Linked DNA regions of Mus musculus: regions 2 and 3 are each linked to region 1. Evidence: chromatin loops called from intact Hi-C (ENCODE). Cell type or tissue: gastrocnemius. All regions are shown on one strand.

The links. A loop is a pair of places that touch in the nucleus more often than their neighbours do. Peaks named below come from ENCODE experiments on the same cell type or tissue, not always from the same donor. Only the 100,000 strongest peaks of a DNase experiment are listed, where the experiment ranks them.
Region 2: it touches region 1 in a loop (2.5-fold over the local background); 7 of 42 quality-filtered maps call a loop at or near these places.
Region 3: a loop joins it to region 1, with 4 times the contacts of the local background. A loop is called at or near these places in 3 of 42 quality-filtered maps.

The regions. Positions count from the first base shown.
Region 1 is chr3:14,882,058-14,890,057 of GRCm38, reverse strand. Car2 (carbonic anhydrase 2) reads right to left here and starts at 3,770. Exons shown (of 7, transcript NM_009801.5): 1 at 3,272-3,770; 2 at 2,027-2,224. The coding sequence starts at 3,305. In gastrocnemius, a CTCF peak has its summit at 3,892 (motif pointing left); DNase peaks (open chromatin) are centred at 3,447 and 3,720; H3K4me3 peaks cover 1,791 bases; H3K27ac peaks cover 1,183 bases.
Region 2 is chr3:15,085,859-15,093,858 of GRCm38, reverse strand. No RefSeq gene overlaps it. Among named protein-coding and RNA genes, the nearest start is that of Gm42000, 34 kb to the right of the region's middle. In gastrocnemius, a CTCF peak has its summit at 3,490 (motif pointing right); no DNase peak of the experiment used is centred here.
Region 3 is chr3:15,048,206-15,056,205 of GRCm38, reverse strand. Gm42000 (a long non-coding RNA gene) reads right to left here and starts at 111. Exons shown (of 3, transcript XR_878682.2): 1 at 1-111. In gastrocnemius, no CTCF peak of the experiment used is centred here; no DNase peak of the experiment used is centred here.

The sequences.
Region 1 (8,000 bases):
TCATTTTTATAAGCACCAACGTGACAGCCTTTCCTTCTCACAGATGTTGATAGACACCCAACTGAGGACATTGTCTGTGAATCTCTAGCTAAGAGACTTTCCAGGATTTCCCACCAGGGAAGGGAGTTTAAGTCAAAAGAAGTATTGGCAAGCACACATCCTGCTCCCCACCCCCTTCCTGCTTGGAAATTCAAGGGCTTAGCTGCAGGCTCCTGCTATGGAACCATCTCCTTTACTCTAGTCTCCAAAAGCGCCGGACCCTGACCTGTGCCAGCTGAGCTGGCTTCCTCTCTTCAACCCCCCTGGCCCATGTTGTCTGTCTCCTGTGCTAGAGCCTCAGATTCTCCTTCAGAGAACTCTTACCCCAATCCTTTCTATGATCTTTTGGATCTCAACTCAAGAGTCCACACTTCCTTGAACAGTTTCTTTGTTTGTATCAAAGTTACAGTCAGAGCCTATATTTGTATGTTCTTCTCTTTTAGATATTTTCAATACATGGTGGATTCTGAGGACAACGGAAAGGTTCACCTGCCCCCATGACCCTTAGTTTATGAAGTGTGAACTGATCTTAGTGATGAGGGCAGACAGGAGAGAGAAAGACAATTAAGCAGACAGGGAGGGGGCCATGGCTAGGTAGCAAAGGTGCCAATTTCCAGGATAACCCACTTCTTTGGCACCCTCATCACTTGAGACAAAAACCTGGCAGCTTAAAACAAAGGATCTGTAAGATTTCAGCCTCCCACTAGCAGGCCCCTGCTGATAGACAGGCTCAACAAGTTCTGAAGCCTACTCTGGCCACACACAGTTCTGGACCAATCAACCATCCTAGCTTCCTCCAAACTGACCAACCCTGAATGACTTGTCAGGTTCGAAAACCCCTGCACTGGAGAAGAGATTTTTTTTTTTTCTTTTTCGAGACAGGGTTTCTCTGTGTAGCCCTGGCTGTCCTGGAACTCATTCTGTAGACCAGGCTGGCCTTGAACTCAGAAATCTGCCTGCCTCTGCCACCCTAGTGCTGGGATTACTAAAAACCCACCTTTCTTCAGCTGTTAATTCTGACTGAGGTATTTGAGATTTCTCTGCTGCTTTTGAAACATAATGGCCCGCCTGATTGTAATACTTTAATTATACATTATATAGCATGCTATTATTCAGCATGGTCATTAGCTCCAACTCTGACAGCAATAGTAGCTGTTTCCTCTGTCTTTGTCCTTTCCCTCTAAAATACCCCTTCCTCCAATCCACTAGCAAACAATGTGTTTACAGGCCCATTTCATTCAGCGACCTTCAAAGGAAAATATTCAGGAAAATAGGACACTGGCAATTAAGTCAACCAGCAGGCCGTAAAGGCAGCCACTGTGTCTAAATGGGACTGGGTCTCCATTTTCTAAATAAAGAAGAAAGCATTCACCAGCATCCTGTCAGCAGGCCCTATTACAAATAAATTATGGTAATTGGATTTTTTTTTTTTCAGTAACTGCCTAAGCATATCCAAACAACTCTGAAAAATCTTCACTGTGGAATAAATTTTTGAACGAGATACTTATATCTTTATATACTCACCCTATGTCAACACTGACAAATACAAACAATATTTACCAAGAGCTTCAACCTTTTAAATATTCAGATTATGATCACTTTCTGCGCTACTGACTTGAAGGCAGTACACATTAGGTCATACCTACTGAGGATAGCTCTCATCTAGGAGGACAAATGTGTTAAAGGGAATCTTAAAAGTTTAAAATTTCGTGAATTCCCTGGTTTCTGTATTGCTAAAGACCTGACTTGCTTTCTGTGACATCCCACAGGCACCTTGCCTGATGCCCTACATATCTGACAGTCCCTGAGGACACTTCACAGTAATTAGCCTACTTCTAGGACCTATGAAAGAAATCAGAGTGACATCTCAGCTTTCGGACACAAATTGTGGTGGCAGGGACCTCCTGCCGGTGTCCCTGTATTTTCCATTAAGACCGAAAATAACTATTGGCTAAAAAGCCCGATGGATGTTTTCCTAAACACTGACCTGCATTGTCCTGAGAGTCATCAAACTCAACGTTAAAGGAGTGGCCGTTGTTGACAATGCTCTTGGACGCAGCTTTATCATAAGATATGAGCAGAGGCTGTAGGGCAGGGTCATGCTGGGCAGTTGCTGTGTCAATGTCCACAGGGGACTGCCGGTCTCCATTGGCAATGGGGAAGTCCTTGTGCCAGTTCTCTGGTCCTAGAGATGAGAAGAGAGCTGTTAGGTCATTGCTGTGGGAAGGGAGACACCAGCCACCGGAAGCCACTGGTGTTTCTAGACAGTCTGCTCAGTTCAACATTCGGAGGTGATACTAACTTAACATTTAGGAAAACAAAATGTGCCTCAGTCCTTTTATTTGTAACATGGGGTAATAATATTCCAAGTCTACCTCATAAGGCCAACACGAAAATTAGAGTCAATATACATCTATTTCTTAACATTGTCAGACAAGCGTTAGCAATTTTGAGATCTTTTCACTCAAATTCGGTGACTAATACTAGACAGAACTACTGAAAACAGAGTGGTCTGACTGGGGATATAAGCCCTCTTGTGACTGAGTTTGGAACATAGATTCTAAGGCATTATAACAGGTCTGAGAACCTCGTGCTGCCACACTAGGTGACAGTAAAGACCGTATAGACCAAAACTCAGGCTCAGGCCCCTCCTTTAGAACTATCTTTGCTGGGAAGTTCACACAACCACAAGCCAGTGCACCTTCTTTTCCCCTCAGATGGCGTCATATACCAAGGCCTTTGATCTGGAAGACGTCTAGGTATCTGCGATTGACCTTCTAACACTAGAAGTTGAAAGATGCATGGAAAACTCGCAATTAGACCCAAACGGGCTCCAGAAGATGCCACAACAAAGTGCGCTGGGAATCTTAGCCACAGTGCAGCAGATACAGACGTGAAGGGGACAAGTGTTTCCCCTTAACCTTTCTGCTACACACAAGTAAAATGTTAGTTACAACCCTTGCTCGATTCTGCCTAGGTTAGCCTTGGGTGACCGGCTGTGGTCCCGATAGGTATTGTCGTCGGGTGTTGCGTTGGGTTATCCCTCCCAACCCCTGTGCGCGGCCAAGCAAGTTTGAGATCAGATCCTAGAGAGCGCTCTGAGTCGGGCGCCAGGGACGTACCAGAGCGGAGACCCGGCATCCAAGCTGCGCTCCGGGATCTGCGGAGCGAGGCAGGTGCCTGAGCCGAGACCCGGAGCGCGCGGCCCGGAGCGCGCGGCCTCCCCACTCACCGTTGTGCTTGCTGTATCCCCAGTGGTGGGACATGGTCACGCCGGTGATTGGGGCAGAGCAGAAGTTGTCGTCCGTCTAGCGGTCCTGCAGTGTGTGTCGCGGGTCGCACCGTCCGGCTTTTATAGGCTCCCGCCAACTTGGTGCTCTGGGCGGCCCAGGGGAGGGACCGAGTGGACCTGAGCAAGGGGAGGAGACCGTGGAGGTGGCGGACGGAGGTGACAGGCAGAGGTGACAGGCGGAGGCCTCGGTGTTCGAGGGCCCCCGCACCTTGCTTGGGGCGGGGCGCCCTCCGGCTGCTCTCCGCTTCTGCGTCCGACCCGCTCTGCAGCAGCTGCGCGCTCTCCAGCTCGCCCCGGCGCTGCGCAGCCTCGCGGGCCGGCGCCCCTACTCCCCAGCCCCATTGTGAGCACCGACCTGGTCACCCGCCCGCACAGCGGGGCTCCGCTTCCCAGAGCTGGCGGGCCAGCCGGCCACCCGGCCGCGGCCCGCACGCACGCGGCTGCGGAGTTTGACCTTGGGCGGGGAGCGTCCTAGAGGCTCCGGGAGCGGGGATCCTGGAGCCGGGAGCGGGAAGCGGGGGGGCCCCCTGCTGCCGGGCTGCGGGAAGACGACCCGGCTTTGCCGCCAGGGCGCCCTCCAGCTTCCCGCTTGCTCCACAAATTAACCCTAGGCACCGAACTGTTGATGTAACATAACCAACAATTCTCAAAAATCGCTTTGCTTTTTGGAATTGGATTTTAAAAATGTCTTCCAAGGAGATGAGAACTTCCCCTTCCTGGCAAAGGAATTTGTATTTGACAAGCCGAAACCAACCCCCCCCCCCCAAAACAAAACAAAACAAAAAACACAAAACTTAAAAAATAGAAAAGAAAGGTAGCTGTATGGCTTCCCAGGGACCGTGGGTGTCCCGGGGACACACCTTTCAATGTTCTTTTTGTGTATTTTTATTTAAACATTTCTCTTCACCTAACACTTTTTTTCTTATTTGACTTTGAGAACAATTTTTTTGTATTGAATCTATTGTGGACCTGAGGCCATATTATTTAGAATTCAAATTGAGAAGGGTACAGTTTTTTTGTGTTTCTATGGAGGCACCTAGACATCACATTACCTATATATTAGAATCTATGTGTAAGTATAATGAAAAATATCTGACTACATTTTAAGTGTTCTCAGACTCATCATGTGCCTTTATTTCACCCAGTGCCACACAAAGATGATGCACATGTAGATCTCCTTGTTCTTATACTAAGACTCAGAAAATTATGGTCTTCTCTATACAAGACTCTTCAGGTTGATGTCAAAAGAAATTTTTGATGAAGAATGTTTTATAGGACCATTACAAAGTGCAATTCACAAATAGTCCCTTGCATCTGTGACACTAGAGATGCACAATTTGCTAGGGGTTTCCCATTTCCTGTTCCATTACTACCGTGCGTGGAATAAGAACAGATTTTGATGAAGTGCTTCTCAAGGCTTCAGACCCCACCAATTCTGGTTGCAGCTACGGGAATCCTCATCCTGTCTGGTACGTTTTAGTGGGAGCCAGGCTCCTGCTAGGGAGTCTCCTTGCCCACCTTTGGACAGTCAAGAGAGCATCAGGTATTATATCTCATATTCATTTTCTTTTCAAATTACAGAGGCTGTAGGCATTTTCTTTCTGTCAGGTCTTCATGATGGAGATGACTTCATAGTATCATGTGGATCAGTCACTGTCTAGCTCTGCTGTACTGGGGACATTCCTCCCAGGCAGTCATTCACTGGCTGCCAGATAGTAACACTGGGCTTGTAAAAATAAAACCAATGCTTATGTATTCATGTTTTTAGAGGGAAGAAATGTACTTCCTTCTAACCCAGGAGGTGGGGGAAATTTATGTATATATGTATGTATATTCATATGTACATATACATATTCATATGTACATATACACACATATATTCATATATATGGGTATATATAACATAATCAGAAAAAAAACATATAAAGTTACTAAGACATGTTCCAATTATGATAACAAAAAGTCTTTGAGATAAATCAGAACAAAATTTTAAAACAAAATGACAAAGCATTTGATTTACACTAAATCTAGCTAGTTAATATATTTTACAAAGAAATATATGATTTATTCAATAATTAATGAAATAAGTAGATAGTTTCATAGTCATTAAAGTATTAAGTTTTTAGTGAGACTAACAGCCATTCACTTCTTAGGACTCCTAGAGTCCTGTATGTAGACATGTCCCTAGCCTACTGTCTATGATGCAGTTTTCTAAGCTGATAGAACTATTTAATCATCAGTTTGTAAACCATCATCCTAATTTGCTGTTGCTTGCTCATGTGGGAAGTGAGAATAATTACACCCAGTTAGGACTGTTGTAAGAATTAAGTTAGTGAGTGCACATTAATCACCTGCCACCTGAAGCCATCAGAAAATTACGGCTTTGAAGTTTATCCTAAACAGAGCTGTATAAAACACAATGCAAACTATATCAAAAGTAAGCATCTGGCCAAAGAGAAAGCCTCCAGCTGACAGCTGACTGGGATATATATATATATATATATATATATATATATATATATACACACACACACACACACACACACACATATATATATGTATATATATATATGTGTATATATATATATATATATGCTTTCAGCATGTACCCTAAGGTGACTCTGAATTAAGTTTCAGCATGTCACCCATAATACTAAGATAATAATGGTATTCATATCATAAGGTCATGGTGAAAACTAGGTGCCATAACATGTAAAAAAAGGCTTGACATTATGCCAACAATTATGGCTTATTAAATATGAGTTATCATTTTTACAATTGTATTAATTGAGCTACTACTAAGTGCTACATATTTTCCATATGTTGGGGGGCTACATAAGGTAAACCCATTCACTTCCCAAGATCTCAAGTGCTACTTTGGGCCGCTACCATGTCAACTTGATGCCGATCTTCTTGGAGTCCATGATGAGTGGATGTGGAGGCTGTAGGGAACAGTGAGCAAACACAAGCAAGGTGAATTCCAGCCGTGCCAATGAGTGTGAAGCTCGAGAGCCAGGGATGAGGCAGAGTGGCACAGGATAAGAGGCCACTCTCACACCGAGAGTCCTAGAAGCCCTGCTGAAGGAAGCCCTTAAAGAACCAGTAAGGAAGGACCAGGAACAGAACAGCTCACATACAAGAAGTCAGTATAAAAGCCTGCTCAAAGAAGTTTCTAGCTTTATCACTGGGATGAAGAAAAAGAAGACAAGCAGTGACATCAGCCAGGCAGGACTTGCAGCCAGAAGGGCAGTACAGACCACTGTACCAAGGAGAGGTTTTCTGTTTAAGTGTACAAGGAAGCCAGGGGACAGATGCAAAGGAGAGAATAACACAGACTAGAACTAAGACAATTAGGAGCTTTAGGCAATCTAATTCATCTCTTCATTTTACAGACAAGACGGAGGGTCTGGGTGACTCTTGCTACCTGTGCCTTTCTGTGTGTCTTTCTAAGAATTACTTCCAGAAAAAGATCCAAGTCCCTTTGATATGGAAACTCTGGCTCTGGCTTCCCTTTTGGCCTGTGAACCTACCAGCATTCCTCTTAAGGAATGAGAGCCAGGTTTTGTGGATTTGTACTGTGTCTCTAGGTCTTACCTTCTACATAAGCCTGCATGATTTGTTCTAGTCTTCAAGCCTCCATGTTCATGTGTGGAATACATATAGCATACCCAGGGCTGCTGAGTGATAAATTTCACTTATGTGGCTTAGCTGTGGCTTCCTGTGTTATTAACTCCTCTGTTAGTGTCCCTGTTATCATCGGGAGAAGTCCCCATTTGTGAAATTAGATTTAAGCTTTCAGTGTGAGTGGAGTCCACGATAGGGCTTCAGTATAGCCCTGAGCAACATAGGCAGTCTCTTGCAACTTCCCCTGCTCCATTGTAAACTGATGAGGGAGAATTCTACTCCAGAATATCATTATAAGAAAGAGGGTCTGGAAGATCTCAAAGGCCTGGCATGGTTTCACGTCTGAATAAATAATATAATGATTATTATAATACTTTTTCACTAAAAAAATAATAGTTTGTCTTTTCTGTGCCACTAACTTGAATGGAAAAGGAGCATTTAATTAGTGTGTTTGAGTTTTTACATTCTAAACTTACTAAAAGTATTAATTTACCAACACAATTCTAAAAAATTAACTTACTAAAAGCGTGTATCCAGCAATGCAGTTCTAAACACTTCACAGCAGTCTGCACTGAAGCAGTGGCACTGGAGGACAGAAATAAGGTTCTTGAGTACAGGTCACTCAGCTAGCAAGTGCAAGAGTCAGGTGTGGACCAAACTGGCAACTCTGGTTCCGGTTTGAACCCTCAGCCACCTGTCCTTTGGCCCACTGAGAGCCAGTGCATTCCTCCTGGTCAAAGACCCTGCTCCATGATGCTAGAAGAACAATGTGTGAAAATTTTATGTGCAATCCTACTCCAGAAAGCCAGGTTGGGTCAGCATGCAGAACACTTTTAGAGCATCCTGCCAAAGTCTCTCTAAGTAAAATATGTGTCTGAGATAACATTAACATTACATCTACAAACAGTTGAGTTCAACTGCCCTTAGCAAGCTGTTTTGTAGATTAAAAAAAAATTGTAGTATGCACATTTCTAAATTTAAAGATATTTAAAAATGCCTTTGCTTTTTCATGATACCTGGTAATATTTAACTTCTATAAAACCTA
Region 2 (8,000 bases), 200 kb before region 1:
CAGTAGAACTACATTTTCAGACCTGGGTGTAAAAAGCTCTACAAGCGTTCAGACACTTAGGGGGAGAGGGGCAGTGCGGGGGCAGGGCATTTAAAACTGCAAAGCTAAAAGAAAACACAAAGTACTCCTGAAGCGGTAACCCCTAGACCATTTCTAGGGTATAGTGGGAAATAGTCCTTGGAGGCAGATCTCTTCCTGAGTTGCTTCAGTTCCCAAGGGAACAAATAGAGGTGCTTTCGGAGCTTGGCTTTCTCCAATCCATGGTATGGGAACAGGTCACCTGGGCAGGGCTTATGGGGGGAAGCAGCAGGGCCAGTAGACACAGGCTGCAGAGGGAACATGTTCCCTAGAGCTTACCCATTCCCATCTCCACCCCTCCGTTCCAATTAGTAAATCCCACCTTAAGTGTGGGCTTAAACTGAGACAGGGTTGGATAAAGGGAGAGGCACAGGCTTAAGCACATAATAGAACACAATAATTTATAACTCCATATTCAGAGATCCAACATTCTCTCTGGCTTTCACTCGCACTAGGCATGCACATGATAGGTGCGCAGACAGGCATGTAGGCAAAACACTCATATACATAAGATAAAAATAATTTTTAATGTTTTTTTAAATAGGTATTTTCTTATTTTACATTTCAAATGCTATCCCAAAAGACCCCCATACCCTCCCCCACCACCCCTCTACCCACCCACTCCCACTTCTTGGCCCTGATGTTCCCCTCTACTGAGGCATATAAAGTTTGCAAGGCCAAGGGGCCTCTCTTCCCAGTGATGGCCGATTAGGCCATCTTCTGCTACATATGCAGCTAGAGACATGAGCTCTGGGGGGTACTGTTAGTTCATATTGTTCCATCAATCTGGTTGCAGACCCCTTTAGCTCCTTGGGTACTTTCTCTAGCTCCTCCATTGGGGACCCTATGTTCAATCCAATAGCTGACTGTGAGCATCCACTTCTGTGTTTGCCAGGCACTGTCATAGCCTCACAAAAGACAACTATATCAGGGTCCTTTCAGCAAAATCTTGCTGGCGTATGCAATGGTGTCTGCGTTTGGAGGCTGATTATGGGATGGATCCCTGGGTGTGGCAGTCTCTAGATGGTCCATCCTTTCATCTCAGCTCCAAACTTTGTCTCTGTAACTCCTTCCATGGGTGTTTTGTTCCCAATTCTAAGAAGGGGCAAAGTGATTTTTAATAAGTCTTGACAACCTATGAAAACATACTTTTTAAAAATATTGTTCTTTTAGAATTTCCTTCAAAATTTGTATACAAACCATTTAATATTGCTTAGAATTGAAATATATATATTATCAATAACATCACATTTTTTCTCTATAAAATTTAAAATAAATTATTGTTCCATTTAAAAATTCCTAGGTTGATTTGTAAAATATTAAAAGTGTCTTTTTCATTTCAGTTAATACCATCATGTTTATTTATAATGTTGTCTAGTAAAAGTTTAACTTTGAAGCATTAGCTTGAATAAAAAAATTGCCATTAAAATTCCATGAAGTACTTTTTATCTTGAAAGCACTCTTCAGAACAATTCTTTTCCAAGCAGAATTTACTGTTCTACTTAATGTCAAGTCCTTTAGCTAGCCAAGATGTTGGTGGAAGAGGTTGCATGAACTAGGACCTGCACTTTCAATTCTCTTCTTGGTGAAATCAAAAGTGGGGGCAATTATTTAATGTTCTTTACCATCTTTGAATTGCATATTGCTTTTTCATTGCTCCACTTGACATACCTACCTGTCTTGATGTCAATGATGAAATAAACTATTAATGATAAAATTAGTAGACTGGTCAGGTAGAAAAACTAGATTATAGGTTCCTGAGACTTACCAGGCCAATCTCCAATTGGGTGTGTCTTGGGAATGGGGGTAGAGCAAATGGTAAAACTTTTAAATGACTTCTGAACAAAAACCAGAATCATCATTCAGCTATCTAGACACCAAAGAGCAGGTAGAATTTAGAAGCTCTGGTTTTAAAAAGTGGCTTTGCACCAAAGCTATTTCTCTAAATTAAATTTTATTAGAAATTTTTCCATACAATATATTCCATACCGTATATTTTGATCATATTCTTGCCCCTCACTCAACTCCTCCCAGATCTTCCCAACTCCTTATCCACTCAACTTCATGATCTCTCTCTGTCTCTTTCTATTTGTGTGTCTCTCTCTCAAATGTGTGTGTGAGAGAGAGAGAGAGAGAGAGAGAGAGAGAGAGAGAGAGAGAGCTTGTTTCCCCCTTAAAAAAAAATATAAAAGAAACAAAGTGTCTTCAGTTTTAGCAGAAGGACACACCAAGTATTAGAAGATACAGGACAATTTTGATAAGGAGGACACTGAAGCTCAGATGGTAAACATGTTCACCTGTTGGGGATGAGTGCTATTCTTTACTTTCTGGAACCTGAATACTCATGCCCTCTCTCCTAGTCTCACAATGAGACTTATATTCCTAGAACTAAAGTGCTGAAATTCAGTAGGATTAGGACAGTGCCAGGATACCCAGACAGGCCATGAAAGAGAAGAGGGAAACACATAACTAGGCTACTCCAACAGATGTGTTTTTGAATTTCAATTGGTCCTAAATATACATGTATACATGTACTTTTGAAATTACACAGGAGGGAGCTCGAGACATGACCCAGGAGAAAAGAGTGCATACCACTTCTGGAGAGTCCAGTTTTAAGCACTAAGTATCAATGGGAGGAGAGGCCCTTGGTCCTTGAAGGTTCTATGCCCCAGTATAGGGGAATGTCAGGTCCAGGAAGTGGGAGTGGGTGGGTTGGGGAGCAGGGGGAGGAGGGAGAGGATAAGGAGTTTTCAGAGGGGAAACCAGGAAAGGAGATAACATTTGAAATGTAAATTAAGAAAATACCTTTTAAAAATGCACTAGGCCTCTCTCTCTCTCTCTCTCTCTCTCTCTCTCTCTCTCTCTCTCTCTCTCACACACACACACACACACACACACACACACAACCCAATCTACTCTAACATAAATTACTTGGGGAAATGAGAGCTCTCTGTTTTGCTGTGTTAATTCATTCCTATTTATTTTATACATTTCACTTAGTTGTGCTCACTTCATTTTGTTTGGATTTTTTTAAAGTAATTTTTTTCAGGAAGAATTTTTAAATCCTTATAATGTGATCACACTAAGGTCTCAGTGTCATCTTGTTGCCCATCAAGCCCAGATGCTCTGAAATGCTTTTTAGCCACTAACATGGTTTGGAGAACAGAAGAAGCCTAAAATATCTCACTGTGTCATGAGCCGAGTCACCCCTCTATGAACATAACCTCTATCTTTAAAATATGTATGGCTTTGTACAAAATGAATTGGTGAACTGAATGTTATGTGGTTAGTGGAGATTTTCAATCTTTTATTTTAATTTTGAAAATGCACAATTGCCTGAGAATGCTGAAGTCCCAGGCTCAGAAGGCCAGCACTATTTTAAGCTTGTCTCTGAAGAATATCCCAGAGGAGGGCAGTAGACACATCTGGGAAGTTATTTTCAGGCTCCTGTACTTCAGAAAGACTGGAAAGTTGGGAACAAACCATAAGTGTGACAGGAAATGATTTATGAGTGAAATCAAGACAGGAGTTCAGAATGGCTAAACTAAGGCAGCAGGGTTAGACAGGAAAGATGCCTTTACCTGAACATTCTCACAGGGGAGTCATATTGTAAGGTCGAGGGCTCTGTCAGATGAAAAGTCACTGGACACACTGAGGCTGAATGCCTTCAGAACCATAAGATCTAGAGACAAGAATTCTGGAGACAGAATTCTCAGTCCCTGCTGGAACCATCTTCCTTTGGGGTCTTCTTGTTACTTGTGTCATTGTGCAGCAGAATTGTCATGCTGTAAACACCTATGCACATTACAATGTCTACAGATCACTAAAAGCCTTTCTTAAGAGATTATTTGGGGCACAGACACTTCTCAATGGCAGCATAATGTTATAGGGGATATCAGTAATGGCTAAGTCCAGAGACTATTTCTGCTGAAAACTATTTGATTAATAGTTATAAAATAAATTACTATAGATCCTTTTATTAATTATTATTTTCTTTGAAGTATGGCAAACTTTGTACTCTATATATCATCATTCCTCCTCTTCAATATGCATAAAATTATTTTTAAAATATATTAAAACTCAACATCTGATTTTAACCTGAGGATTGATATTTGGCAATCTTAATGAACTATCAAACAGGCCTAAACTGCTAATCTGTGCACACAGGAATCCAGGAGGATAGAAGAAGACAAAGTACTAACTAGTCATGTTATCCTACCAAGTAAAACTCCCAGTACCAGTAATAGATTATGTCTTCTGAGTCATTGGTCGCAGGGGTCCCTTAGGTGCCTCCCACCCCCAGCATTACAAAATATAGGTAATGTTTGTTATCCTCCACTGCTTGAGGGCAAGGCCCTATTGCTGAGGATAAAACATACTCATTTCATTAATCATGAAAAACTGAGCTGATGCCAACTAGAAACTTCAACCCTACTAAGTACCATTCATTGTGCTGGAAGGTACAGTATACACTACCAGAGGAGAGACGGAATTGTCAATATCACACCACCTTGAACGCTGTGCCTTACAGTAGCTACCTGCCTACAAGATATGCAGATTCAGTGATAGTGAAAATATTATGGGAGCAATCAAGTAAAAGAAAACTTAAAAGGAAATTAAGACACACCCTATGAGGGAAAACACATACCTGACATTGACAAAGTGACTAAGAACCTGAGATTAGACAGCTCATTAGTACTAAGGGGAAACCTTAGACTATTACATTATTAAGGTCCATAGCAATAAAATGACTCCTAATAACGTATTGCTCTATCCTTAGATACTGCCTACTTTTTGCTTCTTCTTGCAGTAGATGGGAATTAACAAAGAAACCCAAAGATCAAAAAGTGAAATACTTTAGAAAAGTTGGGTCTATATGAGATATCTTCATCAAAGCACTCTCGACAAGGCTTAGGATCTTTGCAGAAGAGAAGGTGGAAAGATTGTAATAGTTGGAATTGGTGGATGATGCCAAGGAAACAGAGTCGGATGCACATCTAAACTCAGTGACACACATAAGATGTGCACAAGTTCAAACTGGAAAAAAAAAAAATCCCAGCACAGAGAAAGGGAAGTGCTTCAAGTCACAGCTTTATTTGCAATTCTAGCCTGCAGGGACAGGAGAAGTAAGTTTTCTCCAGTGGGATGATAGTGGGTATATAAACTACGTTCCAGATCAAGCCCCAATCTTATATATAATAAAAATATATTGTATGAAAGTTTTCAGCCAATAAATAGTTAAGACCCTTAGGAAAGTATTCCCATGTCCAAATTGTGTCAGATCATGTACTTTCAACTTATGTCAAGAAGCAAAATGTTAAGAAAAGTAAATAAACTGTGATCCCACACAAGTGATTTCTTACATGTTGTACGAAAGTAATTTCTGCTGGATGATTCTGGATGATTTTTTCCATCCAATTCAATACCCTGTCTGCAGACATTGCAAGCATGTGGTAGCATATAAGTAGAACAGAAGGAATAGGTTGCTTGGGACACTTTGAAGGAGGCCAGGAAACAAACATACCTGAAGATAACATCTAAAAGAATGTTTCTGAAGCTGCATGCTCCCTCACGAGAGTATGGTACATGTTCACCAGAAAGGATTTCTCATCTTGACTTACAATGATGTGTATTAAACAAATACACTATCTTGGCAACAATTATAGCATTAACCTAGAGCTTCTTCTCATATTTGACTCTTAGCCATGGTTACTTTAAAACTATAATTACTTGCTTCCTTGACAAGTTTCAATTTAGGTGTCTGTGTTTCTCTCAAGTTATAAATTAAACATGTATAAATATGTTCATAGAAGTTTTTGTACATACTAGGACACACAAATGTTCCTGGGGTGTGTGTGTGTGTGTGTGTGTGTGTGTGTGTGTGTGTGTGTGTGTGTGTGTGTTCTCCTCTCAAGTTTGGATTATTTGAGGCTTTTCAACAAATGGTGCTGGCACAACTGGTGGTTATCATGTAGAATAATGCGAATTGATCCATTCCTATCTCCTTGTACTAAGGTAAAATCTAAGTGGATCAAGGAGCTCCACATAAAACCAGAGACACTGAAACTTATAGAGGAGAAAGTGGGAAAAACCTTGAAGATATGGGCAAAGGGGAAAAATTCCTGAATAGAACAGCAATTGCTTGTGCTGTAAGATCAAGAATTGACAAATGGGACCTCATGAAACTGCAAAGCTTCTGTAAGGCAAAAGACACTGTCAATAAGACAAAAAGGCCACCAACAGATTGGGAAAGGATCTTTACCTATCCTAAATCAGATAGAGGACTAATATCAAATTTGTATAAGGAACTCAAGAAGGTGGGCTCCAGAAAATCAAATAACCCCATTAAAAACTAGGGCTCAGAGCTAAACAAAGAATTCTCACCTGAGGAATACTGAATGTATGAGAAACATCTGAAAAAATGTTCAGCATCCTTAATCATCAGGGAAATGCAAATCAAAACAACCCTGAGATTCCATCTCACACCAGTCAAAATGGCTAAGATCAAAAATTCAGGTGACAGCAGATGCTGGCGAGGATGTGGAGAAAGAGGAACACTCCTCCACTGTTGGTGGGATTGCAAGCTTGTACAACCACTCTGGAAATCAGTCTGGTGGTTTCTCAGAAAATTGGACATAGTACTACCGGAGGATCCCGCAATACCTCTCCTGGGCATATATCCAGAAGATGTTCCAACTAGTAAGAAAGAAACATGCTCCACTATGTTCATAGCAGCCTTATTTATAATAGTCAGAAGCTGGAAAGAACCCAGATGCCCCTCAACAGAGGAATGGATACAAAAAATGTGGTACATTTACACAATGGAGTACTACTCAGCTATTAAAAAGAATGAATTTATGAAATTCCTAGGCAAATGGTTGGACCTGGAGGGCATTATCCTGAGTGAGGTAACCCAATCACAAAAGAACTCAAATGATATGTACTCACTGATAAGTGGATATTAGCCCAGAAACTTAGAATACCCATGATATAAGTTACAATTTGCAAAACACATGAAACTCAAGAAGAAGGAAGACCAAAGTGTGGACACTTTGCCCCTTCTTAGAATTGGGAACAAAACACCCATGGAAGGAGTTACAGAGACAAAGTTTGGAGCTGAGACAAAAGGATGGACCATCTAGAGACTACCATATCCAGGGATCCATCCCATAGTCAGCCTCCAAACGCTGACACCATTGCATACACTAGCAAGATTTTGCTGATAGGACCCTGATATAGCTGTCTCTAGTGAGACTATGCCAGGGCCATACAAACACTTAAGTGGATGCTCACAGTCAGCTATTGGATGGATCACAGGGCCCCCAATGGAGGAGCTAGAGAAAATACACAAGGAGCTAAAGGGATCTGCAACCCTATAGGTGGAACAACAATATGAACTAAGCAGTACTCCGGAGCTCTTGACTCTAGCTGCATATGTATCAAAAGATGGCCTAGTCGGCCATCACTGGAAAGAGAGGCCCATTGGACACGCAAACTTTATATGCCCCAGTACAGGGGAACGCCAGGGCCAAAAAGTGGAAGTGGGTGGGTAGGGGAGTGGGGGGAGGGTATGGGGGACTTTTGGGATAGCATTGGAAATGTAAATGAGGAAAATACCTAACAGAAAAAAATTTAAAAAAAAAAAGTAAATTAGTGATTCTGAATAGTTTTCTCAAATGTTGAGCCGTAGCTTAGAGTTGAAGGGATTTTAAATCCATGGCTACTGATACCATAAACCACATTAGGAGGTCTTTATTTATTTTTATTTATTTATTTGTTTATTTGTTTATTTATTTATTTTTGTTTTTTTGAGACAGGGTTTCTCTGTATAGCCCTGCTGTCCTGGAACTCACTTTGTAGACCAGGCTGGCTTCAAACTCAGAAATCCACCTGCCTCTGCCTCCCGAGTGCTGGGATTAAAG
Region 3 (8,000 bases), 170 kb before region 1:
TGTATGGATCCGCGTGCTCTCTTTTTGTATTATCTTATTATAAGTGCCTTTTAAGATTGAATTCTGGCATAGTTAAGCCTTCGCCAGTATTCCAACATCCAAGTAAGACCTTGAAGCCGACAACTTGGAACTCAGTAGGAATTCAGCAAGGAAGTTACCTATTCAGTAACTAATTAAGCATTACAAAAGACAGAGCCAACAGCTCAGGGCAGGTCTGCAAAATGTTTACTAGGACAGTAAGGACAGTCTTAATCAAACAAGGGTTTACCATGAGAAAAGTTAGGGAATCCCACTGAGACAGGTTTCTTCACTAGGCCCAAAGAAATCAGGCAGAACTATAGAGCATAAATAAATTGTATGCCACAGTCCAGCCTTTCTTTTTTATATTAATAACAGGAAGGAGATGTAGCCTCCCACAAGCCTGAAGCAGGCTGAGCCAGACCTTGACTTTGCTTGCCACTAAGGAGATCACCTAGGGTGGAGCCTGCCTCCCTGGATCACTCTATTGTTCTGCCACTGCCGCTGCTGCTACCTTCTGGGAGTGGGCCTAGCTGTTCCAAAGTCTACATCTGATCCTACATGTGGTCACCTGCAGCTGGGCTCCAAAGATGATTTGGAGGGAATGGGCTTTTCCCTCTCCTTTATAAAGCGTGTCCGCCATTAAAAATTTGAACCTTGAGCAGACTAGCTTGTCTTGGTTCCATTATTTCTCTACCCGCCTAGATTCCCTCTTCTCTTCCAGTTCCAAGATGTCTTCCAGGCTCGAACCCGGACATGAGAGCTGCAGGCCGGCCCCAACAAGCAAGTCTCCAAAAAATCATAAGTAATACTTTACAACAAATTCGCTGCCTACAATAGAACTAATATCCATGGTCTCACGCATGTATATTTTCTATATTAAATAATATTCAAATTGACAAAACCTGTATTTTGTGAAGGATTTCCCACACAGTCTCTGGCTGAATGCTTGAGGATTGTTAAGGCAGAGGATTCTTCAGCTCTTTGTGGGCTCTTCCAACAGTGTGTCTGGTTCTAAGAAATGGCCTAATTAAATCAGTATAACATAGAAGAAGAATGTCTGTGGCTCACAAGACACTATGTACCCTTAATGATGCAGACTATGGCTGCACCTACAAAAAGGGAGTACATCTTCTAGAACTTAGATGTACAAGGAAAAGCAGAGATTGAGACCAGTGCTGAGCGGAGTATGGTGAAAGGGAGGACGCATTTGGGAAGCACAAGAATTTCCCCTCAGGATGATGGAGTTATTACCTTTCTTTCTTGATGTCTTTCCTTTAAGGAGGTTTTTTGTTTTTTTTTTTTTTTTTTTTTTAATCAACTGCAGCATTCAAGGGAACTCTTAAGGTAGCTGCGGATTAAAGAAAAACATATAAATATTTATATGGAAGTGTTTGAAATATTGTGCACATAGGTACTTTATAGTAATTCAGACTATCTTTCTTTGTATTCTGTAATATTAATCATGTATACCATTCCGTTCTGATAAAGAGTACATCTCTTAGAGATGTGTGGGTTTATTTCTTACTGAAGCTTTCCTGAGATCAGCATTCTCTACAACCATGTTATAGATAATGTCACTGTATTATATAGTTTGTCCTGATCTTAGCTTAATAGGTACAATTTGCTCAGAAAAAAACAAAAAAGAATGATGAAATTACATAGGTGGTAGATTCTCTTAGCTTCTAAAGTCATTTCCTCAAACTAAAACCCTCTTTCTCATTTTATACTTATACTAAAATGCTATGAGTATATAACTTTCCAGATGTCATTTTACAAAGAAAACAATTGTGGTCAATATCAGATACATGGTAAGTTTACAGTATTTAATTGAAATAACATTAGTAATGCTGCAAAATATCAAATGTACAAATTTCAAGGACACTGTGTCTGAATTAACCTTCCAGGGCTGCTTACCAGAAGGAACAGCTGCAGGAGTTAATAGACCGGGACACACTTCTGTTGCTGTATCAACATGTCTGACACAGCAGCTTAAGAGAGGAATGAGTAATGTGGGCCTGTGGTTTCAGAATGTCTCTGTTGGTTCTGGGTCTGAGTGAGCTTATTATCATGGTAACACATGGTGGATAAGAGCTTTTTATGACAACCACGGTGCAGAAATTGTTAAGAAAAGGCCAAGGTCAGCAAAACCTTTTTGCCTGAGCTTGGTTCCCGAGAATTCTGCCAACATCAGTTGTATACCTTATATCTTTTCATCTTTCTGTTGAATAAGTGTTCAGAATAAAAGCCTTCCTCCAACAGAAGTGCACTAGATAATGTCTGACAATGGTCTAGTGCATACATGAAGCAAACTTGAGTGGTTTTCTCAAAACTACTATCTTAAAACTTAATGCAACATTATAACAAGTTAATAATCTGAAAGAAAAATTTTCAAACCTACTAAGTAGTACCATTTCATTAATGAGAAGAAAGTCTTAAATATTTATGTTCTGACCATAGGAAATATTGTAAAATTGTTTTCCTACATAAAGAAGAGGACAGTGCTTGCAGAGCTGTAAACTGTATAAGGATTTGAGGTACTTAAGCAACTGAAACACTGCGTTGTCTTTATGTGCTTTGTTGTATTTTACCATTATTAAGTTTCAATTTTATTTTAATGTGATCTATTTTTGATAAAACATAATCCTCATAAATCTTAACTTATTTTTCCTTTGCAGATTATTTTTTATATATGTGAATACCTGTGTGAGTGAAAGCCATGTGCACGCAGGTACACAGAGTGGCCAGAACGGGGTGCTGGATCTCATGGAGCTCGAATTTCAGATGGTTGGGAATCTACTCAAAGTGGTGACTGGGAACCAAACTGAAATCCTCTGAGAAATGAGGCACATTTACCTATGAAATTCTAAAACCAAAACTATAAAACAAAACAACCCATCAAATTTTAAAGTATATATATATATATATATATAAAAGCCAGAAAAAACACATATAAATGGATAATAACATAATCAAAACAGTTCCCTGGGATTTAAGGATGTTGATTGATGAATTCGACTAAGTTAAATAGGCATTAAGTCACATCACAATGAAAATCAAAGCACTGGTTTAGCCAGCAAAAGAGAACAGAACAAAAACAAAGCAAGGGAGAAAGAAGAGGAAGAGAAAGGACAGGGGTGATACTCAAAATCTTTCATTTAAAGAACAAGTGTAAATAAAATTTCTTGAAGAATAATGATTAGCTAAAGACACGTTGACCTGTGGCTTTACCACCCTGAATGTACCCAGTGTAGTCTAAAACCACTTTGGAAACCATCAATAGTCTGAAATAAATTTCTATTTTTAGATAAATTAATAAGAGTACCTATAAATATATTCTCAGATATGTAATATATCAAAAATTTATTCTTTACACTACCTATTAAAAAACTCATCCAAGGTCATCTCACCAAAAGGCAAGTAAAATTTTAGGGAAAGTGACTGTACATAATAATAGATAAAGATAAGAGCAAAATTTAGAAAATAAAGATTTTTTTCAGATGTATATTATTTTTATAATGGAAAAACAATGTAGGCTTTATTAAGTTGTCATCAAGGTTATATCATACTGGATGTAACTACCTATTGTAAAAAATGGTGGATTTTCCCCTAGGAAATTCCATTTTTCAAGCAGTCTTTGACTCCATTTTGAGATAGAAGAATGGGTGCAGTCCCTTTATAGACCAGAAACTGTACCATCTGTGAGGGATTGCAATCCAGCACAGAATGATAAATGGTACCCCAGGGGATAGTGAAGGAGACACCCTCTAAGTTTATTGAAATGAATTAAATTTGGAGGCACATGGGTAAGTTGAAATCTTACCAGGAAAAACAAGAACTTATTATACATAGAAGACAGACGTCTTGTCAGTAGGTACAGAATCTGTGGGTTGCCCTGTTCTATGGAACCCATAATATACTTGCTTTGCTCAGATCTCCTTTAACCTACCCAGGTATTTCCCTACAAAGAAAGCTTTCTGCCTGTCTCAATATGTTCTCACCCCAAACATGCTACTGGTTCTGATGTGTTCATTTAATAAATATTTATTAGATGCCTGGCATAACCACTGTTTAGCAACCAGGGTCTAGGATGGTCCCTAGTTTCACAAACATGATGAAGACCCAGAGTAAACTCATCATTGGACATCTCTAAAGGCTTTGTGGGTGCTAATGTCCAGGTTACAGAGTAACCCACTTCATCTGTAGTATAGCTCAAGTTAGCTAAAGCTTAAGCTCTGTCTTCTATCCATCTCTTCCTTACAGTAGGCTTAGACTTCTCTTCACTGTTCTTGTGTAATTATGACTTTGTTATTCCCTTATATTTTTATAGAGGTAAAGATATGTGAAAATAAGTACATATATGTGAATGAGTAAATAAATTCTGGGTTGACAATATCTAATTGGATATGACAGTTATGTAGCAATACACAAAATCATACTTTTATTATTTGACACTATAGGCAAAGTTCCTGGACTGTAAATATTCCTCTTTTGTAAATCTGAGCATCAATATCTACCTCAGTTTCACTGAATTTCAAAAAGTCTTTTATTCAGTCTTATTATTTTCCAAATACAAATGTTGCTTGATAACAATATTTTTTGAGAACTTCATTGTCCAGAAACTTTGATTGAATACAATAGATGGCAGTTATCCAAATTAAGTTGCCTCTGTTTAATTTAACTAGGCATATGTGAATGAGATTAATGTCTGCTGCCATACATGCTGGCCCTTGTTAACTGAATCAAGGTTAGGTGGCACATGACCTCAGTAATTTACACTTATAGAATACTTATGTGACAGACTCTTCCCACATATATTAATACATTAACTTCTTTATTCTTCAAAGGGATTATAGGATGTTTATATTATCATTAATCTCATTTAATGAAGAATGAAATTGGGCTTTAAAGATTAAATAGCCTGCCTAATGTCATTGCGCTTGCCAAATCCTAAACCATACAATCTGGCTCCAGTCTCAAACTTGCTGCCCCTCTTGGGATAATTTTACTAAAAATTTCACTAAAGGTCAATGTTAAATTATCTAAACTACCCAATACAATAGTTAATCCCAATTATATCAGTAGAATTGGTCACTACATACTATTTAATTCTAATTTCTTTACATTTTATGAGTATGTTGTTTTGACTTAAAAGTGAGAAATACCATTAAAACTTAGAAAGGAAATATCAGAATTCAAAATACTTAAGTGGTTGGATTTTTCTTATGGCATTAGAATCTAAGAAAGTCAATAAATGTAAAGTTGTTTCTACTCCAACTACTTATTTTTAGTGCATAGTCACTCTTTGATGTCTCCATTTTCCTTGCAAAATCTTATATCAAGTAGTTTTCCCATAGAGTATGAGTAATTAGGGCTGTTTTCAGCAATCATAAGATTACATGCTGTCTGGAAATCCAGGAGCCCTGCCTTTCACTCTGTGCCCATCACCATTCCATAAAGGAAGAGCTATAATTAAAATTTGAACCAAGAAAGGATAAGACATAAAGCATAAACTGAAAGCCAACATCATTATATTGAATTATTTGCAGAAAAGAAATTAAAATAATTGTTCTGCATTTTCTAACCATCTCCATATTGGAGGTTGAATAATGCCAACCTCCAACATACATTGTCCCCAATACTCAGTATATGTCATAGAAAATAGAATCTGTTATTATGATAATGTCTTTAACTATATTGTTTAATAAAGCCAAAAATTGACCATGTATTACAGTTTCTATGTTGGTCATCATTATATTATCTAAGAATAAAGCTAGTTAAATCTGTGAGTCAGAGCTGTTCCACCTGATAAGATTGGTGTCCCCATATATTAAATGTTTTCATTCATCCAGATTTTGGAGAACAACTTAGTGAATGAAGAGGAGAAGAATGGAGACTGCATTTCTGTGTCTTTTACTCATTAAATATACTCACAATTGACTGTGCAGAGCTTTAGCCTGTTGTATCAGGTGGAAACCAACACAATGAAAAGAGATAGGAGAAGGTGGTTACTCTGAGGTTAGTAATTCAGAATGAACAATGCACTCATGCCTACTCATGCATAATATGACAAAAGGGTATTCCCATGCTACCAAAAGAGAATTGTTAAGCACAGATTCAGTCACAATCCTGTGAATCTGCTATAGTATCCTGCCTGCAAGGTATGCTAATACAATGGGGGCACAAAAGGCTGAGGGAGTAACCAACCAACATCTGACAAAAAGCCTACTCTCAGAGTTGAATCCAATACCTAACACTGCTTGGATGACCAAGAGCCTGAGATTAAATAACCCGAGGACATATTATTGTAAAACCAAATATTACTGTTAAGAAAAAAAGAAAGAAAGGTAGAAAAGAGGAATAAAGAAACAAAGAAACCAGGAAATAAAGAAAGAAAGGAAGAAAGAAAGAAAGAAAGGAAGGAAGGAAGGAAGGAAGGAAGGAAGGAAGGAAGGAAGGAAGGAAGAAAGGAAGAAAGAAAGAAAGAAAGAAAGAAAGAAAGAAAGAAAGAAAGAAAGAAAGAAAGAAAGAAAGGCGGGGAGAGGGGAGGGAGGGAGAGAGAAAGAGAGAGAGAGAGAGAGAAAGTCAGAGGGGATGGAAGACACAAAGAAAAGGAAGCCTTCTAGTTCCAAGTGTTAGCCATCTTTCCAGTCTAATACACACACACACACACACACACACACACACACACACATATATTTTCAGGCAATTAACTTGCTAATGCCATGGGCAAATATGGATTTTAGGAGGCCACATTTTGAAAATAAGAATTTTGAAACGACAGCTTGCCTTCTAGTTCCATGTGATCAAAGCTCATATGAACTCACAGAAACTGAAGCTTGGAAAGGCCTTGCACTGGTCTGCACCAGGTCCTTTACATATGGCTTCCAGTTTGTTTTTATGGAACTCGTGAGAACTAGTGCGTCTCTGTTACTTATGCTTTCTCTTGCTCCTTTCCTTCTGTTCATTTGTTTTGCCCAATTGCAATGAGTTGGTTTTGTTTTATCTTATCTTATTATTATTCCTTAGAAATCTGTTTGTTTTCCAATGAGAGACAGAAAGAGACTCGATCCAGATGGAAGGAGAAGGTGGAGGAGAAGTGGGGGAGCAGAGGAAGGAGAAGCTGTAATATGGATTTCTGTGAACTGCCTTTTTCTGAAGAACCATGCTCACTGCTGAGAATAAACCACAGATTAAAGCACTTACCAGACTCATAGATTTCCATGCTTTGTTTTATTTTTTTATTCATTTTTTATTATTTATTTATTTCATTTACATTTCCAATGCTATCCCAAAATTCCCTACACCCTCCCCCACCATTCCCCCACCCACCCACTCCCACTTCTTGGCCCTGGCGTCCCCCTATACTGAGGCATATAAACTTTGCATGACCAATGGGCCACTCTTTCCACTGATGGCCATGCTTTGTTTCATAATTTAATTAGCAAAGTGCCTTGAAAGGAGATATAGTTTTTCAAGTACAGGCCACTTCAAATTTAATGGGTTACATTTGCTTATAGTGGGACATATTATAAGTAAGAATTGAGAACAGTTTGTTTCTGAGCTAAAAATAAAATAGCAATTGCAGACCTTGTGTTAAGAAACAAACAAATCAAAAATATGAACAAGTACTAAATATCACCAAATACATCTAAATTGTTTAAATTCTCTGAAAGTTATGTTATTTTAAAAAGCTTTCACTGAATTTACATTGTAAAAAGCATAAAACCACTTAATTAACTTTGTTTTCTTAACAGCCTACATTGAAAACAGTTGAGTTAGCTTTAAATTTTTGTTGAGATATCTTTAGGATAGTTTTTTTTTTCTTTTCATTTTTCCTGAGGATTTATGCAGGGCCTGGGGTATATTAAGCACATTTTCCCTCATGCTACTTCTCCAGCTGTTAATCTTTTCTAGATAGATGAATGCTTACTGTTTCTTAACTTTTGCGTGCTTCATTTTGTTTGCTTTCTTTACTGTCT